2 separate regions of the Homo sapiens genome follow, and region 1 is linked to region 2. A link is a loop called in an ENCODE intact Hi-C map of the cell type or tissue named here. Cell type or tissue: heart left ventricle. All regions are shown on one strand. Each heading gives the region's core, and the rest is flanking DNA. Links, peaks and the distances in the headings are about the cores only.

Evidence for each region. Peaks named below come from ENCODE experiments on the same cell type or tissue, not always from the same donor. Only the 100,000 strongest peaks of a DNase experiment are listed, where the experiment ranks them.
Region 1: it touches region 2 in a loop (8-fold over the local background); 7 of 110 quality-filtered maps call a loop at or near these places.

Annotation. Positions count from the first base shown.
Region 1 is chr10:116,619,275-116,635,578 of GRCh38, forward strand. It overlaps the pseudogene PNLIPRP2. Among named protein-coding and RNA genes, the nearest start is that of PNLIPRP1, 36 kb to the left of the region's middle. RefSeq lists an enhancer at 14,865-16,064. In heart left ventricle, for the core only: a CTCF peak has its summit at 8,286; no DNase peak of the experiment used is centred there; H3K4me3 peaks cover 399 bases; H3K27me3 peaks cover 3,373 bases.
Region 2 is chr10:117,170,451-117,186,754 of GRCh38, forward strand. No RefSeq gene overlaps it. Among named protein-coding and RNA genes, the nearest start is that of MIR3663HG, 9.5 kb to the left of the region's middle. RefSeq lists an enhancer at 4,669-4,848. In heart left ventricle, for the core only: CTCF peaks have their summits at 4,593 (motif pointing left) and 5,688 (motif pointing left); DNase peaks (open chromatin) are centred at 4,601, 5,061 and 5,671; H3K4me3 peaks cover 1,064 bases; H3K27me3 peaks cover 5,708 bases.

The DNA.
Region 1 (16,304 bases), core at 3,893-11,892, 550 kb before region 2:
TTGAGATGGAGTGTCTCTGTCACCCAGGCTGGAGTGCAGTGGCGCGATCACAGCTTACTACAAGCTCCGCTTCCTGGGTTCACGCCACTCTCCTGCCTCAGCCTCCTGAGTAACTGGGAATACAGGTGCTTGTCACCGCACCCGGCTAATTTTTTTGTGTCTTTAGTAGAGACGGGGTTTCACCGTGTTAGCCAGGCTGGTCTTGATCTCCTGACCTTGTGATCCACCCGCCTCAGCCTCCCAAAGTGCTGGGATCACAGGCGTGAGATAAAACTATACTTAGGTTTTCTTTTTTTTTTTTTTTTGAGATGGAGTCTTGCTCTGTTGCCCAGGCTGGAGTGCAGTGGCGGGATCTCGGTTGACTGCAAGCTCCGCCTCCCAGGTTCATGCCATTCTCCTGCCTCAGCCTCCCGAGTAGCTGGGACTATAGGTACCCACCACCACACCCGGCTAATTTTTTTTTTGCATTTTTAGTAGAGACGGGGTTTCACCATGTTAGCCAGGATGGTCTCGATCTCCTGACCTTGTGATCCACGCACCCAGGCCTCCCAAAGTGCTGGGATTACAGGCGTGAGCCACCGCGCCTGGCCTGTACTTACATTTTCAACTTAAGATGTATGCAGTTTGGTGTATCTAAATTACACACCCATTTAAAACATGGCAGGATGGCACCTGGTTATTCACCTAGGTTCTTCTGTAGCAGTGAAGAAAAGAAAATACCTCCCCTTCTTATCTCCAGGTCAAGGTACAGTCTGTGCAGCTCAGAAACACTTTTAAAACAAGCTATATTATTTCTAAACAAAGTTGTATTTGAACAGTGTTCATGTTCATTTTATTCTTTTTTTTTTTGAGACAGAATCTCGCTTTGTCACCTAGGCTGGAGTGCAGTGACGCAATCTCAGCTCACTGCAAACTCTACCTCCCCAGTTCACGCCATTCTCCTGCCTCAGCCTCCCAAGAAGCTGGGACTACAGGGGCCCACCACCACACCCGGCTAATTTTTTGTATTTTTAGTAGAGATGGGGTTTCACCGTGTTAACCAGGTTGGTCTCGATCTCCTGACCTCATCATCTGCCCGCCTCAGCCTCCCAAAGTGCTGGGATTACAGGCGTGAGCCACCGCGCCTGGCCTCATTTTATTCTTTGGAGCTTCGTCTGTGAGGTTGCGTTCATTTTTGTCCTCTGTCTAGACTCTCTAATAGGGAAGGTAGCCCTCCACCTACCCCACCCCCAAAGTAAGTAAGGTGTCTGTCTTCAAAAACAGTCAGTTCCACTGAGCAACAAGTCTCCTGACTTCCTAGGCCCGCACAATCTGTCAAGAGCAACAGGACGACACGATGGGTTTGGGGGATCATGTGTCCAAAGGGATTTTGTTCCAGAGATGCTATGCGCGGCATGATGTTTCCCTGTTACCACTTTGGGAACACAATCTCTTGGCAACTAAACCTGTAAACTCAGATTAACAGAGCTCTTTCCCTTCCCAAAGTTGGTTTTCCTTTCCTTGAATCTTACTTAATAAACATTGCTGCTCCCAGGGTTGAGTTGGTTTTATGTGTTTACGATAAGTTAGGTTCAAAGCGCCCACGTGCAGTGCCTTATCTATCCTGCCCCGGCCTTTCCTCTAAGGAGTCCAAAGGATAAAGCCTGGTTATAAAAGGCCACAGCCAACCTGCTGGGCTGTGAGTGGAAGCTCTGGTGCAGCATGGTAAGTCAGGGCCCCATGTGAGCAGGGGATTTGGCAGGGCGGGGGCAGCCCAGGCTACAAGAGGGACGTGGCCCAGAGGCGGGGAAGCCACCACAGTGGAGCCCCTGAGTCCAGGGTCCTAGTGTGCTGCTGTCTAACTCCCTGTGCACTGGGAGGACTCAGCCTCAGGGTCCCCACCTCAAGGGAGAGCCCTGTGGGGCCCGGGTTGCGGGGCGTCTGTTCTACTCACTGTCCTTGTGACCCGGGCTCCTGACCCAGCTGGGTCCTGCCCCTGCCAGCCTCACTGTGCGCATGGGTCTGTGTGTGTCTGTGTTTCCATCCATGTAGATGCTGCCCCCTTGGACCCTCGGCCTTCTCCTGCTGGCCACAGTCAGAGGTGAGGATGCTGTCACCATTCCTTTAGGGAGAAAGTGACATGCCTGGGCTGGCCTTTGGTGAGGCAGCTAGAGGTATATTAATAATTATTATAATGATTATGAAGAGCATTATCGTTACTTGGAGAAAACAATTGTGCCACTCAGAGAGTGTTGACTCTCAGGCAGACACAGGGCAACGTGCCGGACACAGAGTATCTCCCGTAACCCTCCTACTTGGCCACCTTCTTCCTGCAAAGACTCTCACGGCTGGGAGACAAGTGGAGGGTGTGGTGTTCCCACCTGATCCCAATGCCCTTGTCCTTGCCTGCAGACCAAAGTCATGTGGATGTGCCCTCTCCCAAGAAAGCCCAGTCCTGCCAGGCAAGCCTGCCTTTCTGCCATCAAGCCCACGTGTCCTCTTCTCAGAGTCACCGTTTCTGTCTCTCCAGTTTGTTCCCCCGACCTGGTTCTGTCCAGAGGAGATACAGATATTCAAGTTCTACTTATCCTAAAACACAAATCACCTCCGTTTCTTTTGGAGCCCCCTGAGCCCCAGCCTGCTGACTTCCCATCTGCCTACGCCTTCACAGGCGTGCTTCCTCCGGGAGTCTTTCCCTCTCCGTGGGGGCTGCCTCACCTCCTCTCCTGCCAGAATACCTCACTGCCCAATTTGGTCCCCCAAGTCCTGCTGTAGGAGACATGGTCTCCTTGGGTCCCTGTGGGGGCTTTCTTCTGCCTTGTGACTCTTCCCCCTTGTCTTCTCAACCCCGCCAGCCCACTCTTGGCCTCTCCTTCCATCCTGGCCATGAATTAAGGCCAGGCTCCTGACGGCAGAGACCGGGGTGGGTGCGACTGCTCCTCCGGCCATACAACCCCTCTTCATCTCCTTTGCTGACCTGCAGCCTCCTCCTGCCCCAAATGTGGACATTCCCCAAGGCTCACGCCAGGCTCTCTCCTCATCTCTCTCCTCCTAGGGCCTTCCTTCTTGCCCAGCTTCCTGGTCTTCCCGAGTTGCAAGAAGCCCTATCAGGGCCAAGCCTCAAGCCTCAAGCCTCACTCTCACTTCCCTGCCCCCAGCCTTCTCAGGCTTTTCTGCTTTTCAGCCCCCTGTACTCGAGTCCCAAAAACACAGGACTGCCTGTGGAAGCACAGCATTGCCACTGCCACCACCACCTCCCCTCAACCTCACCAACTCACACCTTCCAACACTTTCCTGCTCTCCACTTAAGAGAGCCCAGGTGTCTTGCATTCGAGCCCCTTCATTTAACCAGCTACCTTTCCCCTGGGGCAAACATTGCTTAAGCCTCCTAGAGTCCACCTCCAAGGGTGCACCCTCTTCCTGGAATGAATTCAACGCCATCAGTATTGCTTCCCTATTAGAGCTCCTCCCTTTCAGGACAGGGTTCATATCTCATTTATCTTTGTGTCCCCTCAAGTTCTAGCTTTATTCCCAGTTAAACTTCTTGGGTTCAAATCCTGCCTCCACCACTAGCTGTGACCTCAGGTAGCTTACCTTGTCTCTCTGTGCCTTGGTTTCCTCAGCAGTAAAATGGAGATAATACTAATTCCATATTTGTGTTTTCAGGCTTAAATGATACTATACCAGTAAAGTACTAACATGGTATCTGGCACATAGTAAACAAATATAAACTATTATGCATTTTTTTAATGATTCACCAATATTTGGCATCATCAGTACAGGAGTTGAGGAAGCATAAGAGAAAGGACCCATTATAATCCTTTGGGTTGGAATTATGTCACCCGTAGTGACCATATCCTGTGATCATGTTTATGTCATGGACACAGAAAGTACTCTCAGACTTAGATGTGGTTACTTGGATCATGGATTACATGTATTGAGTCTCTACTACACGTAGTGTGATACACAAGTCATTCCTGTTCTTAAGAAACTTACTTTTTCAAAGAGCAAAAGAGAAAATATGAAACGGCAGAGAATCACCCTTTCAAAAAAATGTGCATAAAAGGATGACATGAAGACATGTGAATTGGTGTGGGCACGGCCTATGCTGTGTGTAATAGAGATGTCAAGACAAAGTAGCAACTCTGTGCTACAGAGTTTGTAGGCACTCGATAAATACTCACTATTTGATGCTTACATGTAAAGAGTCAGCTGCAAGTTTCCTGAAAGAGGTGGTTTTAAGGCAGCAGTTTGTATTAGGTTGGTGCAAAAGTAACTGTGGTTTTTACCATTGAAAGTAATGGCAAAAACCGCAATTATTTTGCACCAACCTATGCATCAGCAATTCCCCAATTTGCCTAATGGTAAGGGGCACTTACTGAATATGTGTTTCTAGGACCCCACCCCAGACCCTCTGAACCAGAATCTCTGAGGGAGGGACCTATGAATGTGTATGTACAATACACCTGTTCCCCATACTGCCGCCTGCCCCCACCCGCCCTTCCCACCCCGCGACGCCGCAGCCCCCAGGTGATTCTTATCATCCCAGAGGTTTGGAAAATGATGGCAAAGATAAAGACCAGCACTGGCCTTAGCCAAACCTGGGCTCTGTCCTGCAGAGTTTTCCTGTATGGATATGACGTTGCTTCTTTCCAGAAGTTCACACATGTCCTGTTTGTGGCTCACCCTAGGAAAAGAGGTCTGCTACGGACAACTTGGCTGCTTTTCTGATGAAAAACCATGGGCAGGAACCCTTCAGCGACCTGTAAAATTACTTCCCTGGTCCCCCGAGGACATTGACACCCGCTTTCTTCTGTACACAAATGAAAATCCAAACAACTTCCAAGTAAGAGCAGGCATGTAAGCGCTGCATGGTGGGTGTATTTGGGCCGCCACAGTGGAGTCTTTGCATGGCTGTCTAGGGCATAAGTCACTGCCCTGGAATTTTCCAGAAACTCCAAGGCATAGAATCCAAGGCGTAGCTCTCAGGATCATAAACACCTGAGTATCTGATGAAATCTACTGATGCCTAACCCAGAAACTTACACATTCACACACACTGGTGCAGAGAACTTCAGGGGCTACCCCAGCGTAAATGCCTTGTTCCCTGGGAGGAAGGGACTATGAGCAGCATTTATGGAGAAGCCCAGGCCTGGTGTAGCCACCGGAAAGTCTGCCTCGTTTCTACACAGGAGAGTGGAGGGGGAGAAGCCTCTTGGGCATTGGGGGTGGGGGTGGGTGTAAATTCTTCCTGAAGAGCTAGGAGACAGGTAGGGGAGAGGGGACATGTAGCCACAATAGATAAAAGATGAGGTCCTCTGGAGCAACCTCCAGTTTTCAGCAGGTCTGCCCATCAGAAGCAGATCAGACTTGCTCCAGAGTGTCAGAAGTGACCAGGAGACAGTTTCAAGAAAGACATTGCTGAGAATCCAGCAGCTCACAGCTCTGGTCCCTGACAGAGTTTAGGGAGCCAGGTGCTGTCAATAGGTTTCTGAGGTCACCCACTGTGGGACTCTATCTGACAGACCAGCCTTCTTAGTGCCCCCAGCCCAGAGTCGGCTTGGACATGGTTACGGTGCGTCTCATCTGTAGGGGTTGGTGGCATCTTCTGGCATCTCATCTGTAGAGGTTGGTGGCATCTTCTGGCGTCTCATCTGTAGGGGTTGGTAGAAGGGGGTCGAGCAGCCTGTGGCAATTTAGAAGTGCATTCCAAAGTCTCACAGCTCCACTGAACTGAATTTGCTCCCACACTTAAGCTTCTGGTCCAGGGGTTCCTCACCTTTTCTGTGCCAGGAACCTCTCTGGCCACCTGGAAGAAGCCTAAAGGCCCCTTCTTAGGTCAATTTTTTGTTGTTGTTGTTTTTTGTTGGTTTGTTTGTTTTTTTTGAGACAGAGTCTTGCTCTGTCACCCAGGCTGGAGTGCAGTGGCGCGATCTCGGCTCACTGCAAGCTCTGCCTTCTGGGTTCATGCCATTCTCCCGCCTCAGCCTCCTGAGTAGCTGGGACTACAGGTGTCTACCACCACACCCAGCTAATTTTAGTAGAGACGGGGTTTCACCGTGTTAGCCAGGATGGTTTCGATCTCCTGACCTTGTGATCCGCCTGCCTCAGCCTCCCAAAGTGCTGGTATTACAGGCGTGAGCCACCGTGCCCGGCCAGGTCAATGTTTTTAAATGCAGAAATAAAATATATTGGATTACAAAAGAAACGAATTATATTGAAAAATAATTACCAAAACATTTAAATATATAAATATGTGATATAGTCATATATGTGCTTTTTATATATCATTAAATAACAAGATCTAGGGGTTGGTCTAATAACTACTATAATTTAAAATATTAATGAGTATAAATGATATTTTTAGATATCTGCAATAATTACATTATGACCTGAAAATACCTGTGACTTCTACCGGGGACAGAGTCACAGGTGTTGCTAATACCACTGTGGTTTATTGTCTAGTTTTGTGATTAACTGAAATGCTAGATATGGATTAAGGATTAACTAAAATAGAAAGTCTGTGAATTTGGACTTTCTGAAATCTATCCACAACCCCAGGTCAGGAGCTCCTTCTAGTCTGACCCAGCTTTGTGGGCATTGAAGCTGTGATATCAATTCTGAAACTGGCTCTAATAGACTCGTGGCTTGGAAAGGGCAACATTCAAATTAATCTTTTTAAATTAAACCAGCTAATCACTGGCACGGAACCAGACACCATTGAGGCTTCAAACTTCCAACTGGACCGCAAGACACGCTTCATCATCCATGGCTTCTTAGACAAGGCGGAGGACAGCTGGCCATCGGACATGTGCAAGGTAGGGCCCTACCACTTGGCCACTCCCTGGTGAGACCAGCACCCAACACACAGATTCAAACACTGTACCCCCAGTTTCCCTTAGACTGGGAAAAGAAATACTTCAGAGAGAGATGGGTCCTTTTTAAAACCACCGAGGAAAGCCCAGTTCCAAAGGGCATCCATTACCAAGCTCTCTCTACCTACCAATTTCTAGCCAACAATCTCCTATGAGGCTGAAGACACCCAGAGTTCAGTCAAAAAGTCTCGAGGTGGAGACTGCAGCAAACTGCTGGGCATTTATCCCTGAGGACTTATGTAAAACCCCTTTGTGATGTTAAAAACACTTAAATTTTACCCTCTAAAGCACCGCTATCCAATAGAATGTTCTGCAGTGATGAAGGTGTTCTATATATGCACTGTCCAAATCAGAAGCCACTGGCCACATAAGTTATTCAGCACTTGAAATGTGGCTGGTGCAAACGAGGAGCTGAATTTGACATGTTATTGAGTAGTAGTAGTCTGCTCACACCTGATTTAGTAAGTGGTCTTTTTAACCTGGTTGTGTTCCTAACGATGTGTGAGACCTCAGACACGTCACTCACCCATTCCAGGGTTCAGTTTCCATATCTGTTAAGCGGGTACTAGCATGTCCAGTCCATAGCACTGCAGTGAGGGTGACGTTATGGCAGGTATAAGAACATCAAAGCTCTGGCATGGGCTAGGTGTTTGACAGACGTGAATGCCTATCTCTGGGGTGTGCACCTGGGGGCTGTTTATAAATTGATTTCTCTCCCTTGTTTGTCTTCCCCAGAAAATGTTTGAAGTGGAGAAGGTGAACTGCATCTGTGTGGACTGGAGGCACGGGTCCCGGGCAATGTACACCCAAGCCGTGCAAAACATTCGGGTTGTTGGGGCGGAGACAGCTTTCTTAATACAAGCACTGTCGGTAAAACCCTGCCTGGGCCCTGTCCTGTGGGTAGGGGTCAGAGAGGGGCAGGGAGGTACCACGTGGCATGGAGAGGCAGCCTGGGGACCCGTGGGCATGGGTAGGGGCCGGCAGCTAGTAGCCCAGATTGCAATCAAGAAGGGCAATTCCCAAGATGAAGCTCTGCAACCTTCCTCTTTGCCTGCTGTCCTGAAGACACCTTGCCCTATCACTGTCTAGCTGTGGGGCCTGAGGCAAACTAAGCCTTGGTTTCCCCTTTTGAAATAGACCTTCCTTGCAGGCTGTTCTGCAAGGGTCAGAGAGCAGGCTGGGCTGCCCCGCAGCTCCCAGTGCAGAAGATGAGTTTTCATCCTTCGCCAGCCCACGAGGGAAGGCCCTGGACCTTTCTGCAGGATCTATCGGGAGGGGGCGGGGGGAGCCAGAGATAGGGCCCACTCTACCCGTGCTTGCCCAGACAGGCCATACCCCTGGCAGGGACGAGGAAAGGGAGCTGGGGGTGGGGCAGTCCCGGGCGGCAGGCCGTGTGCCACGCCCGCCCAGGTGGCCTGCAGTTGGCGTGGTGGCCGCTGGTCAGCACTGTTGCCCCGCGCACGAGCCGGCCTGCGGGACTCGCAGGCTGCAAATAGGAAGCGGGGTCGCCCTGCCCCAGGCGGCGTGCTCGAGCCCGGGTCCTGCCCCCATCCCTGGCAGGGCCCGGCGCCCCGCTCTCAGACCAGCGGGTCCCCACGCGGTGCTGTGGGACCTGACACGCTATCCCTCCGCAGACGCAGCTAGGGTACAGCCTTGAGGACGTGCATGTCATCGGCCACAGCCTGGGCGCGCACACGGCCGCGGAGGCGGGCAGGAGGCTGGGGGGCCGCGTGGGCAGGATCACAGGTAGGGGTCGCGGGGCCCCGGGCCGGAGTCCCAGGCCCCCGGGTGCGCACCTCGGAAGCCTCGGCCAGCGCCTTTCCGACGGCGAAGGGCGCCCCTGATGGTCCTCCTGGGGACCCGATTTTTTGTGATGACCGGCCTTAAATTTAAAAATAATTTTCCATAATGTGTATTAGAAAATAGATAATTAAAAATAAAAATGCATTCATTTTTTAAAACAAAGGCTGGGCCACTGGCTCACACCTGTAATCCCAGCACTTTTGTAGGCTGAGGCGAGAGAATCGCTTGAGGCCAGGAGTTCAAGACCAGTTTGGCAACATGGTGAAACCTTGTCTCTATAAAAAATTTTTAAAGTTGGCCAGGGGTGATGGCTCTGCCTGTAGTCCCAGCTACTCGAAAGGCCCAGGTGGGAGGACTGCTTGAGCCTAGGTGTTCCAGGCTGCAGGGAGCTGTGATAGCTCCACTGCACTCCACCCTGGGTAATAAAGGGAGACTGTATCTCAAAAAAAAAAAAAGAGAAAGGAGGAAAGAAAAGAAGGAAAGGAGGCAAGGAAAGAAAGAAAGAAAGAGAGAGAGAGAGAGAGAGGGAGGGAGGGGAGGGAAGGAGAAAAGTGAGGCCGGGCGCAGTGGCTCACGCCTGTAATCCCAGCACTTTGGGAGGCCGAGGTGGGTGGATCACGAGGTCAGGAGATCCAGACCATCCTGGCTAACAAGGTGAAACCCTGTCTCTACTAAAAATACAAAAAATTAGCCGGGTGTGGTGGGGGGCACCTGTAGTCCCAGCTACTCGAGAGGCTGAGGCAGGAGAATGGCATGAACCCGGAAGGCGGAGCTTGCAGTGAGCGGAGACCGTGCCACTGCACTCCAGCCTGGGCGACAGAGCGAGACTCCACCTCAAAAAACAAAAAAAAAAAAAAAAAAAAAAAAAAAGAAAGAAAGAAAAGAAAAGGAGAAAGATTTAACTAGCACATTAAATCCATGACTTAAGAGCTATTATTTTCAGAGTATGGCAAAGTAAAAGAAAAAATGTGAGATGGTTTTAAAAATTCGTCAGTTCCACGTAATTGTTTGAATGTCTCTACTGCGCCAGGCAAAGACAGAAAATGCAAATGCACACTGAGACCTGCCATATAGAAGGCGCTCAGTAAATACTGAATGAATGAATGAAGCACTAAACTGAATGCATATAAGGCAAAGACACAAATAACTTAATTTTGTGCAGCCAAATCAGTTTGTAACTTCACCAAACAGTTCACATCAACATTTAATGAGCGTCCCTTTGCCCAAGGCACTGGGTGAAGGATGAGGGGGTATTGGTTTGTGTTTATGTAGAATTTTGCAGTTTGCAAAGTCCCTTCTCTTACATCTCTTCATGAGGGTTTCACAACGACTCTGTAAGGTAGGGGTTGTCATTATTCCTGCTTTCCCGATAAGGATACAGAAGCTCAGAGAGGGCAGACATTTGACCTGGAGTAGAACTAGGGCAAGAATACAGGCCACTGTGTGCCCCCTCCTCCCACGCTCTGTTTCTCTCTGAAGATGACCTGGGGACAGCATAATACAAAGTGGATGGAATGGGCTGAGAAAGGAGAGGGGTTAGATTTTCCATTTAACCATGAGGAGGTGGTGTGTGAGCTGGGTTTGGAGGAGAAAGATTTAGATAAAGGAAGAATGTGGGAAAGAGCACAGCAGGCTGGAGAATGGCGTGAGCCAAACAAAGGAGTAGATGCTAGCAGCTGGGTAAGGCCTGGGGTCTTGCAGTCTCTGAGAGCAGTGGCCAAATGGTAATGTGTGAGGACAAAAAGAAAAAGGGAAAGAAGGGGTGTACGGAGGCTACCCAGATCCTCCACGGAGCCAGGCACTGGGTATTTCTGAATGTTCATCCACAGGCAATGACCCCATTCCCAGCCTTTCTGTCCCAGACTCTCTCTCCCAGGCAGACCAAGAACTGCAGACCCAATCCCCAGAACCATAGCTGCTGGGGTAGGAGGAATCCTCATGCTTAGTCTGCCAGTACTGGCTTTAAATCCCAGTTCTTAAGAGTCCAGCCTGCCTACCTTCTCCCTTTCAGGGCTGGATCCAGCAGGGCCGTGCTTCCAGGATGAACCTGAGGAGGTTCGGTTGGATCCATCTGACGCCGTGTTTGTGGATGTGATTCACACAGATTCTTCTCCCATAGTTCCTTCCCTAGGTGAGTTCCTCAATCCCATCTCCTGCTGACCTGTGCTACAGCTAATGACATTGGGTCCAGATATCCCCTCTCACACATACATACACACACAGCAGGGGAGGCCATTTGAAATAGCTACAGGAATGGCTTGGGCACCAACCAGTCAAAATGGGTACCAGTCCCAAATAAATAGCTAGTTCAATGCCAGTGGAATCAGCGTGCAGCCCTGGGTTAAACAAAAACCCTTCTGTAGTCTATGAAAGGTTGTCAATCAATCTTCAAACTCTGCATCCTTCCCCAATCTACCAGTAACTAGTGGGGCAGATGTATTCATTCTTAAAACTTGACCTGTACTTGCAAAATACGAAGTTAATTTTTGAATATTTTTCTTACTTCTTCAGTCAAAGCTTTGGTTACACTTTGTTTTGTTGGCAACTTTATCCCATTCTTTAATTCTTCTAAAATCAGTGTTTTTTTTTCAATATTTTCTTATATAGCCACTCATGAAACTTGCCAATAAAGGGTATGTTTTTGATGATGATGATGATGATGTTATCACTTACTTAGTGTTTACCATGTGCTACACTGAACATTTTGCATACATTAGCTTGTCAATTCTGTAACACTCTAAAAAGTGGGCTTTATTACCACCATTTCATGGCTGAGGAACTGAGGCTCAATTAGGTTAAGTAATTGACCCAGATCACAAAATCTGTAAGTAAAACCAGGATTTGATCACGGGTTCATATGCTTTGAAAGCCAAAGAGCCTAGCCATATGCTACGGCTCACAATATAACAATATAATGTTATGTAGTCTCCACATAACAATATAATGTAGACATCAAAATTTTAAAATGAGTAAAGTAATACAAATTGCACCAGTCTTGATAGGTCTACTGGTGCATAATGGTAGCAGGGCATATCAATATGGTCCAAGACTCTCCGAGACACACAGATGCACATCCAAATGTATGTGTCTCACTCACCCAAAGCTCAGCCTCCCCCTCATCTCACTTCCTCTGCCCTCTCCTCCGTCCTCATCTTGCCAAGCACCCATCTTTGAGAACTTTCTGCAGAGCTAGAGGCAGTGGTAGCTGTGATAAAGGGAGAATTTGCCAAAAAGGGTCTTGCTGTGGCCACACCCTAACTTTGGCACCAGTCACCTCGCCGCTCATCTCTGCTTCAAATATTTTAGGTTTCGGAATGAGCCAAAAGGTGGGCCATCTGGATTTCTTTCCAAATGGAGGAAAGGAAATGCCCGGATGTAAGAAAAATGTCCTTTCAACCATTACTGATATTGATGGAATATGGGAAGGTATGTAAATTAAAGAAGTAAGACAGCAATTGCTCTGTTCGGGGAGAAAGCAGAATGCATGGTCTGGCCTTCATAATGCTGACATTTGCCACCGTTTATGGAGTGTTGTGAAAATGTGCCAGGCATTTTCACAGCAATGCAATGAGATAGTTACTCTGATTAGTTCCAGTTTGCAGATCCAAAAACTGAGGATCCGAAAAATTACATAACTCAATTGGGCGTGGTGGCTCATGCCTATAATCCCAGCACTTTGGGAGGCTGAGGTAGGCAGATCACTTGAGGTCAGGAGTTCAAGGACAGCCTGGCCAACATAGTGAAACCCCATCTCTACTAAAAACACAAAAATTAGTTGAATGTGATGGCATGCGCCTGTAGTCCTAGCTACTCAGGAGGCTAAGATATGAGAGTCACTTGAACCCAGGAGGTGGAGGTTGCGGTGAGCCGAGATAGCACCACTGCACCAGCCTGGGTGACGGAGTGAGACTGTCTCGAAATATATATATAAAAAAAGTTACATAGCTCATTCAAGGCCGCTCTATATCTAAGCCCAATTTCTAACTATAAAGCCCTGAGCTCATGCCCCAGCCTGTGTATCTCCCTGTTGTCGGCATCCTGGGACAGCGGCTTGGCTGGCATGTTGGCTCTGGCTTTGACCACCTATCCTACCTGCAGCACCTGCTCCTTGAAGAACTGCAGGACATAGGCCAAGATTTGAAGGCCTTGACTTGCTTGCTGGTTGCTGTTGTTGGGTGCTAGAAATGGAAGGGGACTTTGCTGAGAAGAAGACAAAGGAGGGATGTGCTCTGTGGGTTTGGGGTACACGTGTAGGAGGGGGAGGCCTGGAGGTCTGGGAGACCCATGGTGGCTGCTGGCCAGCTGTGTACATTTCTGTTCATCTGAGAGAGCACGGCCCATGCCCTGCCATTAGGCGACCTCATAGCCCCATCTGATTTGCTGCCCCTTGCTCTGGCCTTTTTTGATTCCTGTTGCCCCTCCCCTGACACCAGGCTTCACTCTCCTCCCTGAAAAGAGAGGTTTTGGGCCTGTGATAATTTTAGTCTATTTTTCTGAGCTGGGAGTTCCCCAAGGCCAAGGACTATGTTTTGCACATTTCAGACACTCCAGTACCCTGCTCAGGGCCTCATCCAAAGCAGGCACGAAATATACTTTTAAATTGAGTTGAGTAGCCTTGTGTGGCATTTTAATATTCCATGTGCTTAATGTCAAAGAGCAGAGTCGATAAAGCGATCGCCAGCATCCACCGGCAAATAAACGGAGCTTTTGCCCTCTCAGGTAACTCCTGGGGAGATGTGACCATTCCAGGCTCCCTGAAAGCACACCAGAGTCACAATAATAGCTGCCCCCTCCCACAAACGATGAGCAAGGCACACATAATAGGAACGAGTCCAGGTTTAATTAGAGAAGCAATGTCGAGTGAACAAGCCCATGAGCACTGGAGTGTGTTTCTATTGTGTCAAGCTCCGAGTCATCCAGGCAGTGGGCACTGAGGAATAATTAAATCCACTTTCTCCTCCATTATGGGGTCCCAGGGCAGCAATTTTGGATGAAAGAAACAATTAAGTTTGAAACAGGTTCTGTTGTCCAGTGATGAGCACCAGTGTGGGCACAGGGAACGTGGCTTCAGCTAGAAGTCGCTGGGCCGAGGGCCGGGAGCCGTGGAGTACGAAGCCACCCTGGGCACAAAGGGAAGTGTTCCTTTCTCAGTGGGTGGCAATAAAGCCCCGCAGACCCCCCAGGAGTGGTCCGCAGGTGTGCCAGGGTCACTGTGCATTTCTCCATGGGAAGTTTTCTACCAAGTAGCCAGAGAAATGAAAAAACACCTTTCCGGACTTTTTCTAAAGAAAAGGATGATAAATAAAATGCAGTAAGAGAGTGGCCAGAGGCCATGGCCACCTTGCCATCACCGCTTTTACCTTGTGCCCTGCATAGCAAAGAGGAAGAATCAAAAAGCCTGGTTGATGGGGAAGGCCTGCCCGGTATGTCCTCACAGGGATCCTCACAGGGATAGGATGCGGTCTGCAGCAGCATTGGATGGGCCGGCATGGTAACTGTTTTTAAGATGGGGATGCGCTGCCTTCACTCACGCATGCGAAGGTTTTCAGGTAGAAGTGGAGATCCTGGCTTCTTATGAAAAAATCAGAGGACCAGGCGATTTGGGGCTTTGAACATGTGACACCTGGCTAGACTGTGTAGGGTTAGAGGGGCCCTTTTTACAGCTATTGCTATCTTCTCTTAGTCTCTCTCTCTCTCTCTGTATGTATGTGTATATATACATATATATACATATATACATATATGTATGTGTATATATACATATATACACACATATATATACATATATACATATATAGTATGTGTATATATACATATATACACATATATAGTATGTGTATATATACATATATACACATATATAGTATGTGTATATATACATATATACACATATATAGTATGTGTATATATACATATATACACATATATAGTATGTGTATATATACGTATATACACATATATGTATGTGTATATACGTATATACACATATATAGTATGTGTATATACGTATATACACATATATAGTATGTGTATATACATATATACATATATAGTATGTATATATATACATATATACATATATGTGTGTGTATATATATACATATATACATATATATGTGTGTGTATATATATACATACACACACTTGTATATATCATAGCGTATGTGTGTATATATACTATATATATACACACACACGTATACCCTCTCTATGTCTCTCTCCTCTGTCTCTGCATCTCTCCTCTGTCTATCTATCCTCTCTCTCTGTCTTTCTGAATCTCTCTCTTTCTCATCACTATCTCTTTTTGTGTTTCTTTTTCTCTCTCCATTTCTCTCTCTGTCTCTGTCTCTCTGTCTCCCCCTCCACCGGCTCTCTGTCCCTCTCTGACTCTCTGTCTCTCTCTCTCCCCCCACCAACTCTCTGTCTCTCTCTGATGCTCTCTCTTTCTCTCCCCCTCAACTCTCTCTATCTCTCTCTGACTCTCTGTCTCTGTCTCTCTCTCTTCCCTTACCAACTCTCTGTCTCTCTCTCCCCCACCGACTCTCTCGTCTCTCTCTGACTCTCTCTCTCTCCCCCGACCAACTGCCTCTGTCTGCCTCTCTCTATCACTTTCTCTCTCTCTCTCTCTCCCTCACCACCCCACCCTATTCCCAGCCCCCAGCCCTCCTCATTCATTTGTGTTACATGCCTGGCCCCTGGAAGAGTGGACAAAGGTGCTTGTCAGGACATGTCACTCCTCCACAGTCACCTAGCCCTGAGTAGGTCCCTGCTCAGCAAATGCCCCAAGATATTCAGGAGCCGACACCCATCGGTGAAATGTGCAGGTGATTCTTCCTTAGTCAGAATGAGTTGTTCACACTTAAAAGTGAAAGGCCTCCTTTGAGCTCCCGGGACCTTTGTTTTTTTCAGGAATTGGTGGCTTTGTGTCTTGCAATCACCTAAGAAGCTTCGAGTATTACTCAAGCAGCGTCCTCAACCCTGATGGCTTCCTGGGCTATCCCTGTGCCTCCTACGATGAGTTTCAGGAGGTAGGTTACCCCAGGAGGCTGAGGAAGATGTTGCTGGCCCTGTTTGGGGTGTTTTTGTGTTCCTGTGGCTTAGAACAGAAGAAAGAGATGTAACTCTGCAACTAATGCAGGGAGGTAATGGAAATTCTGCACCTCACAAAGCCATCTTCCCCCAGGCAGCAGGGTGGGCTGGAGGGGGAAGGCACAGACCTGACTGTGCTGGGCCCTTACTAGGGTCCCCAGTTGTTCATTTAGAAAAATTTCCAATTTGCAAAGAAGGTGAAAGAAGAATAATGATGAATACTGTACACCTGTCACTTAGATGCACCAGTTGCTAATATTTTATATATGTGTGTGTATGTATACTTTTTCTAAATTATGTGAAAGTAAATTAAAGACATTATGACATGTTACTTATAAAAACTTTAGCCTCCATCTCTTAAAAACAAGATCCTTCTCCTATAGAATAACATTCAAGAAATGTATCTTTGATACACTAATATTTTCTAATATATAGTACATATTCAAGCTTCTCCAGTTATCCAAATAATGCCCTCTAGAGCTGTATCTGTTTGCCTGCCTTCTTTCTTTCCTTCCCTTCTTCTTCTTTTTTTTTTTTTTTTTTTTCGCATTGCAATTA
Region 2 (16,304 bases), core at 857-8,856:
GTTGATGACATCATCCCATCACGTGGCCTTTGCATAGCCAATTCCTTCTGCCTGAGACATTTATGCCTTTTCCCTTAGCTTAATTAACCCTCTCTGAATGGGTCAAATTCCCCTGGCATATGCTCTCAGAGGACCTCAGTGCACTTTCTCTTCAGAGGGTTTATCACTGGTTAAAACGTTAGATTTATTTGTTACTTATTTGTGTGATTACCAGATAGTCTTTCTTCTGTTCTAAACTTCATGAGGGCAGGAATCATGGCTGTTTTCTCATCATTGTATCTTTAGCACTTAATGCAATGGCTAATTGTTGAATGCAAGTGGTTTTTATGGTAGGGGGGAGTAGCTAGATTCAGAAACTGGTTTAACCCTAACCCTCACCCTAATCAGCAGTCATAGTAGCCAATTCACAATGCACTATTTCAATATGTTGTATAGGAAATTAATCTCCAGGCAAACTATTGCGCTACCAGGCAAACTATTCTGGAGGTAATACAATAGAAAGATCTAGTTAAGATACTTGAATCATACAGATTGTTGAATAAATTTTAAACACACAATGAGAAGCAAGAGGAAAGAGATGGGGTAGGTTAACACATATACCACAGAAGCAGGTGGGAAGTCCCCTTCCTGAATCCTGGGCCATTTAATATGCAATGTTCACATATTGCCTCCCACCCATATCCCTCCCACCCATATTAACTTTCTTTCTTAATGATGTGGTTACAAGGACCATAATTGAGGATGAGTGAAGGGACCCAACAGAAAGAAGGTGCCCGAGGCAACGATACACGCTTTTGCTATTGGAGAGCCAGGGGCAAGTTCTCCTGGCCACAGCAGGAGCATCCATTAGCCTCCTGAACAGCTCTCTCTGTTTATCTGTGCTTCTTGGGCAGAACACAACTGGGACCATAATGGGTGTCACCGATGGATGAGTGGCTGATTTTGGGAATCAGATAGCTGTCAGCCCTGATGTAGCATGAATGTATCTTACAACTTGGTCTTTTAATGTCTCTCTATTGGTCCATAGCACTCTGGTTTGTTCTATTATATGTTCCACTTATTGTATCTGTCTTCAACATCTCCCACAGGTTATTGATTTACTCATTATCCATGTGAATTCTGTGAGTTCTTCCTGAGTCTCACAGCTCCATCTTATTCATCCCCTCTTCTACTTAACACATACTATGAATTTTGCTTACGTCTTATAATCTACGGACTTGCTTGCTCTCCACATCTCATACTTATTATGAATGTATCCATTTGCTTTTCTTACCTTCTGAAGATTCCCAAATAAAACAGTACACAGGCACTACACAACACATTTATTAAATGCCTACTGTGTGCTAAGCATCATACTAGGCATCGGTAATCCCGACAGGATTCCTCTGAAACTTTCCATCTAGTGGAAAGACAGTTAACTAATCCCCCAGTCCTGTGAAATGATCCACTGTGTCAAGTGCCAGGCAGGGCTGGGGGAGATCTCTGCTGTCCCAGGAATGTGGAAGTGGGCAGTCCAGGAGAGCTTCCTTGACGATGTGGCATCTGAGGTCTGAGATCTGAAAGGTGAGCTCTAGTGTCCTAGGGTTTCAGAAATCCCTAATAAATAAACATCAAGGCAAAGTGTACTTTTGTTTGCACTATCTTAGTTTTGAGTCATATTTTGACTATTTCTTGTCCAACTTTGCCAGAGAACACTAACCTGTTGTAGTCCCCCAAAAGCACGAATGTTATGTTTTATACAACGATTGGAATGAAACACACCTATTGGCAAAAGATGCTGCACAACAGTGTTTAGGCTTACAAATGGTTCTAATGGGGATCAACAGCCTATAATTAGAATTTAACAATCCAAGAAAGGAGTAATATGCACCCTGCGGGACAGATTGGAGTCTTTTTCTTTAGTTCTGCAGGTTTGGTGGGTAGACTGGCTCCCGACTTCCCTCCTACAATAACTGTCCTACTGAGGTAAACATGTCACAAACAAGAACAATGAGATCACCAATAATATAACACTAATACCATAAACAAAAGAAACACCACCTTCGGCTCTGGTGGAATGAAAAACACAATGTGGACCAACTAACAGAGCTATTTAAAAAACAAATTACTCACAGCCAAGCCTTCATAGCTCTCCAAATGCAATTTTCCAGGAAGCTCGGTAACAAGCAGAAGTTTTTCCTGAGACGTACTAGCTTTTGCTGGTTTGGTTGCAGATCTGAGGTGTTGGACAAAGAAGAAAATGCCCCACATAAACCCACCATGACACTTATTCTCCCGGATTCCTCATTTTTCTCCCAACGTGAGACATTTCTAGTCACAGGTTACTGTAAATGGAGAGTCTTGCCAGCGTCAGTTCATCAACGACATTTTCCTAAAACCTCAGGCTTTGCACAAATGCCAAAACCCTCATCCTTGATAAGGCCATTTTTTTTAAAATGCACACATGAATAACAGAATGTGCACATTTTTATTTTTATTTTTATTTTCGGAGTCTCACTCTGTCCCCAGGCTGGAGTGCAGTGGCGCTATCTTGGCTCACTGCAATCTCTGCTTCCTGGGTTCAAGCAGTTCTCCTGCCTCAGCCTCCTGAGTAGCTGGGATTACAGGTGTGCACCCCCACACCCGGCTACTTTTTATATTTTTAGTAGAAACGGGGTTTTGCCATGTTGGCCAGGCTGGTCTGGAACTAACAGCCTCAGGAACTGCCCTTCCAACTAGAACCGAGCCAGACTGTCACCACAAACATCAGAGGAGTCTCAGCCCTGTTCCTCATTGCCCCTCTTCCTCAAGCTGCCCTGTGAAATGGGGATGCTGGGGAAGGCAGAGGCAATGGCATGAAGGCTCTAGGCCATTTCAGAGGAGGCACTAGCTGACATGAGGATGAAAATCACTGATGAAGGGGCTTGATCATCCCTGAACCAAAACCCTGAGTGTGCACCATCTTGGACAGAGTCTGCATTTTTGACCATGCATGAGAAGAAAGAGAATGCAAGTGCTCTCTTCATTCAGAGTTTTGAACCCAGATGCCTCAGAGGGCGCCTTCCACCCATCTCAGCTACAAGTCATGAATGGCAAATGAGACCTGAGCAGGGGAGGCCTGGGGGACAGCAGCAGCTCCCTGTTGGTCCTGTCGTCCCTCTTGAAGGTGCCTGCCAGTGCAGGCCAGGCTGGAGGCTGCAGTCATCTCTTGGTAGAGGGCAGGAGGAACTCAGGTCTGCCTGCCCTCTGAAGCCTTTCCAGACATCCCCAGGAATGGCTGCCGTTACCCAGTAGTCACGCACGCCTCAGATACATTGTTTTTCTTTTTTTTCTCCCCCAAGGCTCTGTTGCTTAGGCTGGAGTGCAGTGGTGCGATCTCGGCTCACTGCAACCTCCACCAGGTTCAAGCAATTCTGCTGCCTCAACCTCTGAGTAGCTGGGATTACAAACATGTGCTACTATGCTTGGCTAATTTTTGTATTTTTAGTGGAGACGGGGTTTCACCATGTTGGCCAGGCTGGTCTTGAACTCCTGACATCAGGTGATCCACCTGCCTTGGCCTCCCACAGTGCTGGGATTACAGGCGTGAGCCACTGTGCCTGGCCAGATGCAGTTTTTCTCATGCTTGTCCTTGCACATCTCCTGGGTGCAGGAATGTCTGGATCCCACAACAGTGATCTGTGCTGAACCCCCAAACCTGAAAGTCAGGGCCAATTCTCTCTGCCTCCCCCACTAGGTGAGGTCTTAGATTTTGCATGAAAACTAAAGGCCCATGAGCCCAAGGGTTCTCCCCTCTTTACAACTGTCTCCAAACTTAAAGAAGGAAATTGCTGGCTGAGTATACCCCCAGAAGAAGGAACAAGTGCTAGTGACATATTCACATGAGGACGGAAGCCTCATGAATTCAGACTATTCTAAGATACAGGTCATCTTAGGTGGGCTTTGTCATGCTTTTGGACGTGACTGCTGCATCTCCTTCTAGGAGAATTGAACCACTTCATCCTGGCAGCAAAACACACTGCCCACATCCCCATCCCAAACCGAGATGAGGGTCTGCAGTAAGAAGCGGCACATGGAATCTATAGCCGGAGTGGTTCTGACTTTAATTTCAGTGCCTGGAGAACACAGTCACAGCTCTTATCACTGTTCACAGGGCAGCTGGGGGAAGAGGGGCACTCAGGAATGGGGCTGGGACTCCTCTGATGTTCGAGGTGACAGTCTGGGCTCTGTTCTGGTTGAAAGGGCAGTTCCGGAGGCTGTAAAGCCTGGCAGAGGAGGGGAGGGGAGCGAGGGTGCTAGGATTCAGTCCTCTGGAGAGAACACTACAGACTGAATGCAGAGGCAGGAGTTCTGATTTGGAGATCATTTGGGTCTGAAGTATTTGAGTCTGAAATGAGGGAAACTCACGGTGGAGGACAGCTATTCTGTCACTCTGCAGATCCAGCATTATTCCACCATATGCTTTTCACGAATTAGTAGTGAAGTTACAATCTTGGGCGTTTTAAACTGATCTTTGCACCTGCTGGTGGCAGAGAACAGCATTTCCCCCGCCCCCGACTTCCTTTATGAGCTGGGAGGAAGCAAAATCCAGCTCTATTGTTGGAGCTCCCTCTGGTGGCAGTTTCCGAAAACGATCCAGCCCTGAGGATTTTGCGGAAGGTAGGCAACACCGAGGCATCCTGGGCATTCAGTAGGAAGCAATGAGAGGAAAGATCCTTGGCCCTTTCAGAGATGGGGCGAAGGGTCAGCTGTCCCCTCTGCAAGGTGGCAGATTCAGAAGAGTTGGAATTCCTCCGGAGTCGGCCCTGCCAACATGCGCACGTGTCCTGCGGGGTCAATGATCTGTGCAGACGACTTGGAAATCCGCTGCGTGCCGCCCAGGCGCGTGCATCTTTGCTTACCCTTTCCTAGATCGGTCTCAGCCCCGCAAGCAGATTGGCAGCTTCCGGGGTGCTGGGACGGCGCCCCCTCCTGCCTTCCCGCTAGCATCTGGCAGGGACTGGAGTGCTTCCTGGAGACCCGTAGGCCGGGGACAGGTCACCAGGTGAAGCAGCGCGCCTCCGGAGCTGATGCTGGGTGGCCGACTGCGTCCGCCACTTCTCCTGCCCGCCTGCCCGTGCTGTGTGCGTCCTCATAGGTCTTGACAGATGGTGGCGGCTTTGACAGTTCGTCAGCCCCGCGTGGACACTCGTCCCCAGTCACTGCTCTCGGATCGCCAGCTCTGCTTGAGAGACGTGGCGCAGCTGGGGTGGGAATTTGGAGGCAGCGGTGAAATGGGACGGGAACTGTGCTGTAGGAACAACAAAGACAGGTGCTCATGTCACCACGCAGGCATGGCTTGTGCTGAACGCCGGAGAAAGGCTCAGGGGAGCAGGAGGCTGCAGCACCGAGAGCATGGGACGTGAATATACGAGACCTGGGTTCCAGGCCTGGCTCCGTGGCTCTGGGCCAATTACTGCCCTCTCTCAACCCAGTTTCTGTATAATAACCCTGGTTGGACATGATGTTTTCGAAAGATCTTTTTCCAGATCCAGTATTTTCTTTAATATACATACATATTTTCTAAATGGCTGTTGGCTTGTTAAGTGGACTGGGGATAATTGCTACCGCTTTCAACGAGAGAAACTCGAGAATCTGAAACTCAGTATTTCTACGAATTTGCGCAACATGGGAGGTCATCGCCTGGACACCACTGCCCCCTTGCGGCAACTCATCTAAATTTGTAGGTGGTGACAAGGAATTCAAGGGCTTGAGGGTTCAGGCCTTATAAACTTGGGTTTATAAAGCGGTTGGATAATGTCCCCAAAGCTTTATTCATCCCTGGAAGGAACTGTAACTAGATCAGAGGCTTTATCTGCTTGATGCCATAATGCCTTTCCCCTGCCCTCAAGACAGTTATTTACAGGCACCCTCTAAGTGGATCTAGAGCCAGATTACCCAAATCCACTTGCAAATTAACTCAGATTAAAATTTGCAAGCTTCTTGGGAGCGGAGTGAGGCGGTTAAAAAAAAAAGAATAAAATTTGCAAGCTTCTGAGACCTAGTATGCTCCTACTCCAGAGCGGATTCATTGATAGAGGAGATGACACTAAGTCCATATGGTATTTCTGGTTATTAAACACCCCATTTGTATGGACATAATCTTTTCTCTTTTGTTTTTATTGAAGTAAAGTTTACATAACACAAAATTAACCGTTTTAAGTGAATAATTCAGTGGCATTTAGTACATTGACTATGTTACGTAAACCATCACCTCTATCTAGGTCCAAAATATAGATATATGTATCTTTTGAGAAAGAGTTTCGCTCTTGTTGCCCAGGCTGGAGTGCAGTGGCATGATCTCAGCTCTCCACAACCTCTGCCTCCCAGGTTCAAGCAATTCTCCTGCCTCAGCCTCCCGAGTAGCTGGGATTATAGGCGCATGCCACCACGCCCGGCTAATTTTTTTGTATTTTTATTAGAGACGGGGTTTCTCCATGTTGGTCAGGCTGGTCTCGAAATCTCAACCTCAGGTGATCCGCCTGTTTCTGTCTCCCAAAGTGCTGGGATTACAGACGTGAGCCACCATGCCCGGCCAAATATTTTTTGTCACTCCAGAATAAAACCCTGTACCCAGGATGCAGGTAGACCCCATTCCCAATACTTCATGCACCTGGCAGACACCAATTTGCTTTCTGTCTGTATGGGTTTACCTATTTTGGGTATGTAATAGAAATACATATACTTTCTGTCCATTTGTGTTTGTTTCTTTCACTTAACATAAGGCTTTTGAGGTTCATACACATCGTGACATGTAACAATACTTCATTCCTTTTTATGGTTGAATAATATTCTGTTACGTGTATATTCCACATTTTGTTTTTCCATTCGTCCACTGATAGACATTTGGGTTGTTTCTACTTTTTGGCAATTGTGAACAATACTGCTATGAACATTCATATACAAGTATTTGAGTTCCTGTTCTCAATTCTTGTGGGTATGTATCTAGGAGCGGAATTTCTGGGTCATATAGGAGTTCTCTCCAGGCTGGAGTCCAGTGGCACCATCTCGGCTCACTGCAGCCTCTGCCCCTGGGCTCAAGTGATCCTCCCACCTCAGCCTCCTGAGTAGCTGGGACTACAGGCACACGCCACCACCATGCCCAGCTATCTTTTTTGTATTTTTAGTTGAGACGGGGTCTTGCCATGTTGGCCAGGCTGGTCTTGAACTCCTGAGCTCAAGTGATCAGCCTCCCAAAGTGCTGGGATTAGAAGCATAAGCCACCTTGCCCGGCTGAAAGTGCTCTTTAGAGTGAAGGGTCATTAAGAGGGGATGGATGACAGTGTCCTCCAGGATATGCCAATTCCTAACACCTTGAATTAGGCCATTCTTGTGTTGCTATTAAGAATACCCGAGGCTGGGTAACTTAGAAAGAAAAGAGGTTTAATTGGCTCTTGGATCTGCAGAATGTATGGGAGGCATGGTGCTGGCATCTGCTTCTGGGGAGGGCGTTGGGAAGCCTCCAATTATGGTGGAAGGCAAAGGGGGGTTATGTGTATCACATGGAAAAAGTGGAAGCAAGAGAATGACGGAGGAGGCCCCACCAGTTTTAAACAACCAGATCTCATGTGGACTAACAGCGAGAACTCCCTCATCATCGAAGGGACGGTGCTAAACCATTCATAAGGGATTGAGAATCACATCAACATGAGACTTGAGAGGGACAAACATCCAAACCACATCACACCTCCTTGTTGATTCTCTGGTATCTGCCACAGGTTTGTGGGCTGGCTGGTTTGGCTTTGCTTCAGATGGGGTTCCTGGGGCCTCTGGGCACCAGGTGTCTAGGAACAACAGCTCCCAGAAAATGCTCTTCTTATGGTGCATAACAGAAGCCCGAGGGGCTAAACCAATCCATGCAAACACATTCAAAACCTTGGCTGCCATCACGGCTATTTCACTGGCTAAAACAAGTCACGTGACCAAACCAAATTTTAATGGAGAGGCCATGTTAATACTGTGAAAGAAAAGTATCTTGGGACCCCAAAATCACTAAGCTAAAAGAAAAACTCAAGCTGGAAACTGCTTAGGGCACACCTGCCTCCCATTCTATTCAAAGTTATCCCTCTGCTCACTGAGATAGATGCATATCTGATTGCCTCCTTTGGAAAGGCTCATCAGAAATTCAAAAGAATGCCACCATTTTCTCTCATCTACCTATGACCTGGAAGCCTCCTTCCTGCTTCAGGTCTTCCTGCCTTTGTTTCCAATTGTCCTGCCTTTCCAGACTGAACCAATGTACTTCTTACATGTATTGATTGATGTCTCATATCTCCCTAAAATGTATAAAACCAAGTTGTGTCCCAACCACCTTGGGCACATGTCATCAGGACTTCCTGAGACTGTCACGGGCGCACCCTCAACCTTATTTTAACTTTCCAAATTAACTGAGACCTGTCTCAGATTTTCTGGGTGTACAATACTCACCAGCTCTATCAGGCAGCACTGCAGTCACATGGCAGAGGGTGTGGCCGTATCATTCTCTTACAGGCAAGGATTAAAGGATTGGGGACGGTCATCTTCCCCCCAACTCCCAATGAGGTTTCTTAGCTGTAATTTAAATGCTTAATTTACCTTTTCTCCGACATATTTACATTTTATCAAAGACATTCATGATCTTCATACAAAAGACTTTGTACTGTGGGATATTTTTAGTTAGCGATCCCCCACGCCCAAGTGTGGAGCAGCCAAGCATCTGCAAGAAATGCCTTCAGGGAAGCTGGGCTCCCACTCAGTGGAAACCTTCAGTCTCCTTTAACCTCAGCCTTTTAAGGACCATGAATCAATAAGTGGCATAAATTATTCACCTCGCGGAACATTCTCAGAAATGGACAGCAGGCTGGAGAAATCGCCAGCAGGAGATGTGTTCTTGCAGTGTTTGGGCCTCTGCTCACCTTCTGAATGGCTGGAACTTTCTATTAAAAATTCAGATTTCAGAGAAGAATGAATCTAAGCTGTTCAGAGATTTCAATGAGACTCCATGTTTCCTTTTCAGACGCAACTAACTGGTCTACGGGGCCTCTTCTGCAGGGTCGAAGGGAAGCGCTTGTGTGCAGACTTGCTCAGTGTCAGGAGCAGCTGGCTGCCTCCCTGATGTGATCTCAGACCTGGTGAAAGGACCTGGCCTCTGCTCAGAAAGGTCTTTTCTCCTGGTGAACTGAGACATCAGAAGTTCATTCCATTTCTGCCGGGTGCAGTGGCTCACGCCTGTAATCCCAGCACTTTGGGAGGCTGAGACAGGCAGATCACCTGAGGTCAGAAGTTCGAGACCAGCCTGGTCAACATGGTGAAACCCTGTTTCTACTAAAAAACAAAACAAAACAAAAAAAAACAAAAATTAGCCAGGTGTAGTGGCATGCACCTGTAATCCCAGCTACTCGGGAGGCTGAGGCAGGAGAATCGCTTGAACCCTGGAGGAGGAGGTTGCAGTGAGCCGAGATTGTGCCATTGCACTCCAGCCTGGGCGACAGAGTGAGACTCCATCTCAAGAAAAAAAAAAAGTTGTTCCATCTCTAAAAACCATTCTGAAAGCTGAAAGTTCTGCCTCTTTGAAAGATGCCTTTCAGAATGCAAAGACTTTGGAAAGGAGGGAAGGTAAACTAACATTTATCAAACACCAATCACCCACCCACTTTAAACATTTACTTCTCTCTTGTCCTCTCTGTCCTGGTAATCTTAGCTGTCCGGGTTTCTTCAGATTCTCAGCTCATTCTTCTCACCCAGCTCTGCCATGGTTCCCCATCCCTGTGCCACACCTGGAAACTGAAGGCAGTAAGCTGCGACAACCTTAGGATTTCCCCTTGTTTCAGGGGTCACTGTCCTTTGTTGCTTGATGTCCAGTTTTTCAAAAAACCGTTGCTTCATATAATTTAACTTTTTTTTTCAGGTGGGAGGATAAATCTGATTTTTGTTTCTTCATCTTGACTGAGCAAATGACTGTCTTTGAGTTCATTAATTCTGCCTTCTATTGTGTTCAATTTTCAGTCAAATGTATCCAGTAAGCTATTTTTTTAAAAACTAGACTTCATTTTTAAAGAGCAGTTTTAGGTTCCCAGCAAAGTTGAGCAGAAAGCACAGAGTTGACATATACCCATACCTCAATGCATGCAAAACTTCCCCACTATCAACATCCCACACTTGAGTGGTACATTTGTTCAATCAATGAACCTACATTGACATCATTATCACTCAAAGTCTGCAGTTTACATTAAAGTTCACTCTTGGTGTTGCAGATTCTATGAGTTTGCATAAACGTGTAATGACATGTACCCACCATTATAATATCATATAGAGTAGTTTCATTGCCCTAAAAATTCTGTGATCTGTTTATCTCCACGCCCATCCCCACTAACTCCTGGAAATCACTGATATCTTTACTGTCTCCACAGTTTTGCCTTTTCTAGAATGTCATATGGTTGGTATCATGTAGTAAGTAGCCTTTTGGATTGGCTACTAGTAACATTCATTTAAGTTTCCTTCATGTCTTTTTATGGCTTGATGGCTCATTTCTTTTGAATGCTGAATAATATTCCATTGTCTGGATGTACCACAGCTTATTTATTCATTCAGCTGCTGAAAGACACTTTGGTTGCTTTCAAGTTTTGGCAATTATGCATAAAGTTGCTACAAATACCCATGTGCAGGTTTGTGTGTGGACACATGTTCAACTCATTTGAGTAAATACCAAGAAGCATGCCAGGCGCTGTGGCTCATGCCTATAATCCCAGCACTTTGGGAGGCTGAGGCGGGTGGATCACTTCAGGTCAAGAGTTCGAGATCAACCTGACCAACATTGTGAAAACCCATCTTTATTAAAAATACAAAAATTAGCCAGGTGTGGTGGCAGATGCCTGCAGTCCCAACTACTTGGGAGGCTGAGGCACAAGAATTGCTGGAACCCAGGAGGTGGAGATTGCAGTGAGTTGAGATTGTGCCACTGTGCTCCAGCCTGGGCCACAGAGAGAGACTCCATCACACACACATACACACACACGCGCGCACAAGCATGATTGTTGGATTATACAGTTAAGAGTATATTTAGTTTTGGAAGAAACTGCCAGCCAGGCGTGGTGGCTCAAGCCTGTAATCCCAGCACTTTGGGAGGCCGAGGAGGGTGGATCACTTCAGGTCAAGAGTTCGAGATCAGCCTGATCAACATGGTGAAAACCCATCTTTATTAAAAATACAAAAATTAGCCAGGTGTGGTGGCACATGCCTGCAGTCCCAACTACTTGGGAGGCTGAGGCACAGGAATTGCTGGAACCCAGGAGGTGGAGATTGCAGTGAGTTGAGATTGTGCCACTGTGCTCCATCCAGCCTGGGCCACAGAGAGAGACTCCATCACACACACATACACACACACACACACACACGCACAAGCATGATTGTTGGATTATATAGTTAAGAGTATATTTAGTTTTGGAAGAAACTGCCAGCCAGGCGTGATGGCTCACGCCTGTAATCCCAGCACTTTGGGAGGCCGAGGAGGGTGGATCACCTGAGATCAGGAGTTCGAGACCTGCCTGGTCAACATGGTGAAACCCCATCTCCACCAAAAATACAAAAATTAGCTGGGTGTGGTGGCAGGCATCTGTAATCCCAGCTACTCAGGAGGCTGAGATAGGAGGATCACTTGAACCCAAGAGGCAGAGGTTGTGGTAAGCTGAGATCATTCCACTGCACTCCAGCCTGTGTGACAGAGCGAGGCTCCATCTCAAAAAAAAAAAAAAAAAAAAAAAAAAAAAGTCTTGCAGGACCTAATGATTAATTAGACTTTAAATTAGGAATAATTAATTGGACTTTAAATCAATCACTGGCCGAAAGTCAGCCTCTGGCTCCTATTCCTTGCCTAGACAATCACCCAGGGTGCTGGATGGGGCAAAAGGGAAGTTTCTTTCACAAAGAGGACATATATATATATATATATATATATATATGCTTTCACAAAGAGGACCATATATATAAGGTGGGGTAGCCAGGGTTCTTCAGAAAAACAGAACCAATGGGATATATAAAGCCATAGAAGAGGAGATTTATTGTCGAGATTAGCTCACTCTATTATGGGGACTAGAAGTCCCCCAATATGCTGTCTGCAAGCTGGAGACCCAGAAAAGCCAGTGGTGTAATTCAGTCTGCGTCCAAAGGCTGAAAACCAGAGCCGCTGGTGTTGTAACTCTCAGTCCGAGGCTGACGGCCTCAGAGACTGGGGGACCACTGGTGTAAGTCCCACAGTCTTTAGACCCAAGAATTCAGAGTTCTGATGCTCCAGGGTTCTGATCAGAAGAAGGATGCCCCCAATCAAAATGAGAGCAAGTTTGCCCTTCTGCCACTTTTTTGTTCAATGCAGGCCTTCAATAGATTGGATGATGCCTGCCTGCATTGGTGAAAGCAGACCTTCTTTACTCAATCTACTGGTTCAAATGCTAATCTCTTCCAGAAACATCCACACAGACACTCCCAGAAATCATGTGGTGCCAGCTATCTGTACATCCTATGGTTCAGTCAAGTTGACACATAAAATTAACCATCACAAGTGGCTTAAAAGAAATAGAAGTTGATTGGTCTCTTGCTGATGTCCAGAAGCAGCAGTTCCAGTTTGGGGGCAGCTCTGCTCGACCCAGCCATTAAGTCCAGGGTCTTCCATTTGTTTCCCTTTTATGTTCCAGGGCAGTGGTTTTTCCAAGTGTGGTCCCTGGACTGATAGCATGAACATCATCTTGGAACTTGTCAGAAATGGAAGTTCCCAGGCCCCATGCCAGACCTACTGAATTGGAAACACTAGGGGTGGGACCCAGCTATCTGACCAAGCCTTCCAGGTGAGTCTCAGGCATTATCTTCATCTGTATGGTAAGACTGGAATCTCAGGCACACCTCTGTTCTAGCTCAAGGAAAAGGGAAAGAGAGGAAGTCCAGGTCAATCAATTTTCTTTTAAGCCAGTGAGGTGTAAAGGCAAACACCACTTCTGTTACATCCAGTTGATGACCACTTTGTCATAGCCACACCCAGCCACAAAGTCAGCTGCCAGCTGTAGCCTCTAGCAGATGTCCGTTGCACAGGAAGAAGGGAAGAACTGATCTTGAGGGCACAACTGACCATAATCCCACCAAAGGAAACAGGACATCCTAAGATGGCCGCTGAAATCACTACCCTTGCTGATGGAAACTCACATCTCTGAGCCTTTGGCAAGGGCTTTAATAAATTCTCCTTCTAGAAATGACTTCCTGCAGCCTGCTGTTAATTATCCTGGTTGGAGGAGGACAGAGTGAGGAGAACTTAAAGATAAAATACATGTAAAATGCCTTAGGAACTTTAAAGCACTGTCTAAGTCCAAAGGGTACGACACTTCTTGTTCTGGCGGTGGTGGCTATTTTTATTCTAGAATTTTGAGGTTTGAAAGTCCCATCCCTTCCCTCCTACAGGTTCCACACCAATTGGGAAATAGACACACATGTTGAAGAGGGGCCCTACATCAGCTTTATTGCTGATAAAGTTGGATCTGAGGAAGTGATTTGAACTTGAGGTCAAAATTGATTGTTCAGTGACTTCCCCCAGCCATTGAATGGATTTGCTCATTCACTCAGGGCAAAGATGACCTGTCCTAGTCTCAGAGTCCATTTCCTCCTCTCTAAAATGGGAATAACAATGGCATCTATGGCACTACTGACTTACTCAAGATGCATACCATTCTTTCCAGTAGAGGCTGGAAATTTAAGTACTGTATTTCCCAGTCTCCTTAGCTGTTAGGATTCTGGATGCAAATTAGATTAGATTCTAGACAACAAATGCAATTAGGTTTTGGATTCAAAGTAGATGTCTTTCTGCAAGATTTGGAAAGCAGAAGTGCAGTAAAGATGTTTTTCCCATCCCTTTGGGACATTTCTCTGCTGGCAAGCGGGGTCACAGAGGTAAGGTGCTTCTTCAGGACTGTGCTTCAAGACACAAGACATGTTCTCCAGCCTCCTGACTGCGCTGCCGCTGCCGCTGCCGCTACCGCTGCGTGTCCTCGTAAACTCAGTGGTTCCAGCGCCAGCCTCTGAGGTAGCAGCTCTCCTGGAGAACCAGGTCTGCACTGTTCTGGGTGTCGAGCCTGCAGGACCAGCTGAGAACCTGCTCCTTTGGGCTTTGCAGTGTTTGAAAGCACATAGTATCCCATTTTAAATCCCTTCCTGCTGAAACACCCAGAGTAGATTATTTCCTCTACTGAGGTCTGATGCATTCAATTCTTCATTTACTGTGAAGATTAAATGAGATAATGCATGTGGAGCACTAGCATATCTCCTGGCACCCAGTATGTGTTCAATAAGTGGTAGCTGTGGCTTGTGCTTGTCATGGTAATAAATTGTTTACTTGTGACCTAAGTTATTAAGATCATGTCAGGGTTTTCAGGCAAGCCGCAAACGTCTTTGATCCATATTATGACAAAACCATACCTATTCAGTTTTTTCTTAGGATACTTTTGAAACACAACCAACAAACACATAATGAGTGCAGGCCACCATGCTGGCAAAAGTAATGAATGAGCAATCATGTATTTGGACTTCGGATATGCTAGTCCTTGTGCTAAGCAAGTTAAGACAAGCTTTTGAGATGGGTGTCATCATAGCTATTTTACAGAAAGAGATACAAGCTCAGAGAGGCTAAGCAATTTGCCCAAGGCTGCACAGCTAGGTAGTGGCAGAGCCTGGTCTTGGAGGCCAGGTCTTCTTTCTTCTCATTCCACCACAACAGCCTTTTGGAGTTTTTGCATGGGTTGTTCGTTCTGGTTTTTGGTTTGGTTTTTGGATAAAAATCAAGTGTCATTTTTCAGGGCCTATGTGGCAGGCATCCCAGATTTCCATCTTATGAATGGCCCTGAGGAGCCTGTACATTGCAGCCTCATCTTCCTCTCAGATGGTGGAGACAGAAAGCCTTGAGCAGCACTGTGCTCAATCTGGTGACAGATGGTGGTCAAGGCTAGACGTTCTCCTCTGGGAAGTCTGAGGGACTGGTGAGCCCTTGGAGCAGGCCCAATGCTGGCCTTGGGCCTGGCCTGAGGGGAACCACCGCCATAGAGGAGGCACAGTTCCACGGCTTACATAGGATCAAAAAAACTTTTTATTCTTATTTTCTCGAGATGGAGTCTCACTCCGTCACTCAGGCTAGAGTGCAGTGGCGCGATCTCGGCTGACTGCAAGCTCCGCCTCCCGGGTTCACACCATTCTCCTGCCTCAGCCTCCTGAGTAGCTGGGACTACAGGCACCCGCCACCACGCCCGGCTAATTTTTGTATTTTTAGTAGAGACGGGGTTTCACTGTGTTAGCCAGGATGGTCTCGATCTCCTGATATCATGATCTGCCCACCTCAGCCTCCCAAAGTGCTGGGATTACATACGTGAACCACCACGCCTGGCCAGATCAAAGAACTTTCTAACTTCTCCCTAATAAACACAGGCAGGGTTCTGGAGCAGGGGTCCCCAACCCCCAGGCAATGGACTGGTACTGTTAGGAACAGGGCGCAGGGGGTGAGCAGCGGGTGAGCAAGCAAAGCTTTGTCTCCATCTACAGCCACTCCCCATTGCTCACATTACTGCCTGAGCTCTGCCTCCTGTCAGGTCAGAGGTGGCATTACATTCTCATAGGAGCACAAACCCTATTGTGAACTGTGCATGCAAGGGATCTAGGTTGCCTGCTCCTTATGAGAATCTAATGCCTGGTGATCTGTCACTATCTCCCATCACCCCCAGATGGGACTGTCTAGTTGCAGGAAAACAAGCTCAGGGCTCCCACTGATTCTACATTATAAGTTGTATAACTATTTCATCATATATTACAATGTAATATTAATAGAAATAAAGGGCACAATGAATGTAACATGCTTGAATCATCCCAAAACCATCCCCTCTGTGGCCCATGGGAAAATTTTCTTCCACGAAACTGGTCCCTGGTGCCAAAAACGTTGGGAGCCACTGTTTGGGAGGATAAGTCAGAGCCTGGGTCTAGGAAAGGAAACAATTGATCAACTGATTTGGTTTGGGGCCTTTCTGTTGCTTTCACTGAGGGGTATTAGAAGACTAGGGGTTTCCTGGAAAACCTTTGTTTGGGACCAACCAACTTCTTGGTACAAAATGATCTTTCAAGCTAAGTCAGATCAAGGAGGAGCTGTACAGCCATGAGTAAGTAGGATGTTGGAAGGACAGAAAGGAACAGAGTTTCTGGGTAATCTCCCCAGCGTACGCTTCTGCTGTTTACTGGCCATGTGACCTTGGGCAAGTTACTTAACCTCTCTGAGCCTCAATCTCTTCATCAGT